2 separate regions of the Homo sapiens genome follow, and region 2 is linked to region 1. Evidence: read pairs that join two places in POLR2A ChIA-PET (ENCODE). Cell type or tissue: GM12878. All regions are shown on one strand. Links, peaks and the distances in the headings refer to the core of each region. The heading gives the core; the rest is flanking DNA.

What was found. Peaks named below come from ENCODE experiments on the same cell type or tissue, not always from the same donor. Only the 100,000 strongest peaks of a DNase experiment are listed, where the experiment ranks them.
Region 2: POLR2A ChIA-PET joins it to region 1 with 6 read pairs; 5 of 35 experiments call an interaction of 5 or more read pairs at or near these places.

What each region holds. Positions count from the first base shown.
Region 1 is chr12:42,281,406-42,284,214 of GRCh38, reverse strand. No RefSeq gene overlaps it. Among named protein-coding and RNA genes, the nearest start is that of MIR7851, 41 kb to the left of the region's middle. In GM12878, for the core only: no CTCF peak of the experiment used is centred there; no DNase peak of the experiment used is centred there.
Region 2 is chr12:42,139,930-42,142,738 of GRCh38, reverse strand. The region is part of intron 1 of GXYLT1 (glucoside xylosyltransferase 1); the gene reads left to right. Among named protein-coding and RNA genes, the nearest start is that of GXYLT1, 3.5 kb to the left of the region's middle. In GM12878, for the core only: no CTCF peak of the experiment used is centred there; no DNase peak of the experiment used is centred there; H3K4me3 peaks cover 1,589 bases; H3K27ac peaks cover 206 bases.

The sequences.
Region 1 (2,809 bases), core at 129-2,628:
TTTGTCCCTTGTTCTCTAGATCTGGCAGGTGTCCTTTTCATACCACTGGAAAGGCAAATTTCAAAACTTGAGGGTGAATGAGATGATGAGGCAGGAAGGAGAGACTAGATGTGCCATTTGACTTGCTTTGGGTGTTGGTGTTTGTAGCCTCCAGCCTAAGGAAGTGGAATTCTACACTTCTTCTGGTCCAGCTCTCTGGAGTTTTGCATTAAGGTTTGGAGCCAAAGATACAGCTAACAATGAAATATGACTTTGTCTTGATTTGCCCCCATTGTGCAATAGCTTCCTCAACACTGTCACAGAAAGGAGTGACAGGCCCAAGACCAAATTCAGACATTCCTAGTCAAATACCTTTCAGCACTATCTTGATGCTAATCCATTTTTATAATTTTAACATATTATAATAGCAAAGATCAGCCAGGTGCTGTGGTTCATGTCTGCAATCCCAGCACTGAGAGAGGCCAAGGTAGGAGGATCACTTGAGCCCAGGAGTTCGAGACCAGCCTGGGCAACATAGTGAGACCCTGTCTCTACAAAAAATTTTAAAAATTAGCCAGGTGTGGTGGTGTGCACCTGTAGTCCCAGCTACTCAGGAGGCTGAGGTAGGAGGATCAACTGAGCCTGGGAGGTTGAGGATGCAGTGAGTTGTGACAGTGCCATTGCACTCCAGCTTGGGCAACAAAGCGAGACCCAGTCTCAAAAAAATTGCAGGCTGGGTGTGGTGGCTCACGCCTATAACCCCAGCTCTATGAGAGGCTGAGGCAGGCAGATCACTTGAGGTCAGGAGCTCGAGACCAGCCTGGCCAACATGGTGAAACCTCATCTCTACTAAACATACAAAAATTAGCCAGGCGTGCTGGCAGATGCTGTAATCCCAGCTATTCAGGAGGCTGAGGTACGAGAATCACTTGAATCTGGGAAGCGGAGTTTGCAGTGAGCTGAGATTGCCCTATTGTACTCCAGCCTGGGTGACAGAGGGAGACTCCCCCTCAAAAAAAAGTTGCAAAAGCATATACTATGTGCTAGGCTCTGTTGTGACTGCTTTAATAATCCCCACAACAAACACAATGAAATGAAATAAACCATTAAGATTGGAAGAAAACACTATGTGCTGAATGTTGGCAGTAGTGAAAGAGTTAAAATATATAAAATTTTATAATTTCCCTGTAGGGGTATAGGCCTCCTTAGTGCTGCTATGAACAGTTTTAGCTCTTAGCTGAGACCAAATCTGCAAATTATAGAAATCACTTAGCTTCACATATGGTGTCATTAATTACTTGAAGAAAAAATATTGAGACTTTTTTCTCTTGAATTTCTATCTTTTAATTAATGGGTCTATCATTCCACATTTGTTTTTGTGAAATAACAACTCCAAATTATTTCAAAAAGGCTGCTTCAGCTTGCATTCGTTTAGTAAATTAAACACTATCTTCCATGGGTATTCAGCGTTCATGGTAAAAAACGTGAAGGATGGGAACTGAGGGAAGAAACATTACTTTCTATCCAATCCCATAGCAAGATTCTTACTTAAAGGTCATAATACAAGGTTGTCAGCCAGCTTCAACTAACAAGCCTACAAATAAAATCATTTTAGAAGATAGGAGGTCAGAGGGGCTGATAAACCAGCTGACAGTGTTCTAACGTAGCTCCCGTAATCTTGTGCTACATGATGGATCAAAGTCTCTACAGACTGTTAGGGAAGAGCCAAAACAAAAGCAGGTCAAAAGTTGAAACCAGATACAGAGGAGGGTATAAGCAGGTCAATGAGACCTAGTAAAATAAAGCAAAAGCAGAATCTGAGATTGGCCAAGGACAGAAACCAAGTTGCACAATGACACAATAAAAACTAGTGGAGATAAGTAGAAAAGGCAGAGTCCTTAAAGATAATTAAGCTTTAGATCAGCTTGAGCTAAAAGAAGTAAATCAAGGGAGAGCTGAATAGAGGTCTCTGTGAAATCCAACAAAGATGTGCTATGTAGCAGCCCCAATTTTGGTACATAAAGCCTTATAGATGTTCCTCCACTAGTTTTAAAGGTTGCAAACATGGCATTTGACAGAGACATTTGACAGAAGCTAAGGTCAGGTCACTTGGTTTTGTTCTCAAAATATGAACGTCACCCTTCTGTCTCTTAAGTGCATTCAGGTGGTTGCAAAAAGCACTGAGCCAGAAAGCATAAGAAAGGATGTAAATCTGTCTCTGCTAATATGAAACAATTCAAGGCACATGACAAATCAGCATTAAATCAGCAAAGCTTTATTTGTATTCTGATACTAAGAGCAGGAATTGGCCCATTTGCAAAGGTTCTGCTAATTGGCTCCTTTTTTTTTTTTAGAGGGAGTTTTGCTCATTGCCCATGCTGGAGTGCGACGGTGCAATCTCAGCTCGCCACAACCTCCACCTCCCAGGTTCAAATGATTCTCCTGCCTCAGCCTCCTGAGTAGCTAGGATTACAAGCATGTGCCACCACCCCTGGCTAATTTTGTATTTTTAGTAGAGACGGGGTTTCTCCATGTTGGTCAGGCTGGTCTCGAACTCCCTACCTCACATGATCCACCTGCTTCGGCCTTCCAAAGTGCTGGGATTACAGGCGTGAGCCACTGTGCCAGCCCTAATTGGCTCTTTTTAAATGTAGAAAAACAGTTATCATCATTCTGGGATCATTGGGATTATTGGTTCTGCCTCCAGATAAGCAGAATAAACAAACCTCAGTTCCAGTGGAAACTGCTTCTGTTGCATTTGTCCACACGAGGCTCTCACAGCCAATTCTAATTGGTTATTTGCTTTTCTCTTGTGTCTGTATCTTCACAT
Region 2 (2,809 bases), core at 202-2,701, 140 kb after region 1:
AAGATCACGCAAATTACTAAGACCTCAGGACTCTATTTTGTATATCGTCATTTATAACATCTTTATAGAAATGTCATAGAATTAAATCAACTTTTGGCAACGCTCGGTAGCTCACGCCTGTAATCCCAGAATTTGGGGAGGCTGAGTGGGGATGATTGATTGCTGGAGGCCAGGAGTTTGACACCAGCCTCGTCAACAACCCATCTTTACAAAAAATAAAAAAATTAAAAAAAAATTAACTGAATGTGGTGTTTCACACCTGTAATCCCAGCACTTTGGGAGGCTAAGGTGGGAGGATCACTTGAGCCCAGGAGTTCAAGGCTACAGTGAGCTATGATTGCACCAGTGTAATCCAACCTGGGTGACAGAGCAAGATCCTGTCTCAAAAAAAAAAAAAAAAATTAACTTTTTTGGCCACCATGAGATACGGTATAGAAATCCCTAACCTCTTCATGTATAAATCATTTGGCCAAGATCCAAAGCAAATCAGTGTTGGAGGAGGATTAGAAACTGTATCCTTGGAGTGTTATACAAGAGCTCTTTCTGTAAAGAAAGATAAGGGTCTAGTTTAGATAGTGGACTCAGTGGGCAATGGGGCTATGGGGCAAGCCAGCAGCTTCCTCTTTTCAGTAGTACTTAGGTATTATTGCATTTTTGCCTTTTTTGATAACATCTTACTTGAAAGATTATAACTATTTCTCTCTTTTTATTTTAAACACGGGATCTAGGTTTGTACCCAGTAAGTTCCATTGGTCAGATCTTATAAAAACTATTCATGGTATAGAATTTCATGACGACAAAAGACTTGGAGTCCTTGAAGTAAGAACTTTAAAATGAAAGGAACAGTTTTTCAGTGGAATCTCTTATCCGTTAGTGTATTCTGTTTGAAGCCATGATTTTAATAATCAGAAAATACATGGGTCTTGTAGTCAGATAAACCCGTGTTCTCAGTATTCTGGCTCTGGTTGCTGTGAGACTTTGCCTAAATTGTGTCACATGCCTGTGTTTTAATTTCCTCACCTGTAAAATGTAGATAATACTTAAATTTTTTTAGCTTTAGTAGGGTATAATTGATAAATAGAAACTATATGTTTAAGGCATAGAACTTGATAGTTTGACATACATATACATTGAGAAATGATCACAGTTAAGCTAGTTAATATCATCACTTCACATAGGGTTTTTTTTTTTGTGGTGAAAGCACTAAAGATCTACTGTCTTAGCACATTTTAGGTATACTGTACACTTTGTTAACTATAGTCATCAGGCTGTACATTAGATTACCTTACTTAATTTGTAATAGAATTCTTAGTTGTCTTTGATGAAAATTCAGTAAAACTATCTCAAGCAAAACATATTTATAGGCTTATACAGTTTTTGAAATGAAGGAAAAACTGCAGATAGCAGGGCAGCTCAAAGGACCTTAAGGACTGGGGAGTCTTTTCCAGTAAAGACAAAACTTTGTTCATGGGGTTTTTCTGTTCTTGCAGGTTTTATTCTCTAATCTCAAATACAAAATCCTAGGAAAAGGCTGTCATTGGACTTGCCTGGGTTGCATGCCCGTTTGTGGACCAGTCAGTGTTACTTGGGATGGGGAACTCTGATTTGTTGACTCTGTGTCACTTGCACATTCCTGTGGCAGACAGAATAACATGATTGGTGTTGGAGAGGAGCGGTGCCTCAAAGGAGAAGGAATGCTGGATAGGCAGTGGCTGTTCTAGAAGGAGATACTCAAGCTCTTCAGTGTGGACAGACTGTATTAAGGTGTTTGACAGAAAGCAGTAGTTATTACCGGACATCACTAATTCATACCACTTTGTTGCATTTTAGTTACTCAGGATGATTAAATTATCATATTTCACTGATGAGTCCTGACATTGATTATCAAAATTTTACCTGTGGCTATACAGCAGTATTGGTAGTGGGGAATCAAGAAATTACTAAATGTTTCAGTGATACCGTTTCTGGACCCATCAAGCCCTTGGAGTCTCCTTATGTGTCTCCTTGTCACACAGGGAGGTAATTATTTCACTTTCTTTTTTAGATCTGGTTAGGCCATAGAGTTGTCATTTCTGCTGGATCCTGGGAATACTAGTGTTATATACTGAGAACTTAAAGAATAGAAAGTAAGAGTTTTGGAGTGACAGACTTCAGCTTTGCCACTTACTGTGTTGACCTTGAACTTGTTTTCGTCATCAGAGAGAACAGTATGATATTGTTTGTGAGAATTGAAATTAAATATTAAATAGCTGATACAGAGTACCTAGTATGGTGCCTGACACAACAACATTTTAGCTAATATCATTTTGGTAATTTAAATTTTAAGTTGGGATTTTTTTTTTCTTCCAATTTCTGACCTCTGGGAAAAATTCTGGTCATTGGGCTCCAGTTAAGACCTGTTAAATCAAAATGCCCTGGCAGTGGGGTCCAGGAATTTATGTTTTAGATATGTGCTCCAGCTTGTTATAAAACCAAAAATTGAGAATAGTTTGGGCACTATTTTCACACTACTGTTTTTAGTGAAGTCCCCCCCCCCCCGCCTTTTTTTTTTTTTTTTTGAGATGGAGTCTTGCTCTGTCACTCAGGCTGCAGTGCAGTGGTGCGATCTCAGCTCACTGCAAGCTCCGCCTCCCGGGTTCATGCCATTCTCCTGCCTCAGCCTCCCAAGTAGCTGGGACTACAGGTGCCTGCCACCATGCCCAGCTAATTTTTTGTATTTTTAGTAGAGACGGCGTTTCACCATGTTAGCCAGGATGGTCTCCATCTCCTGACCTTATGATCCGCCCACCTCGGCTTCCCAAAGTGCTGG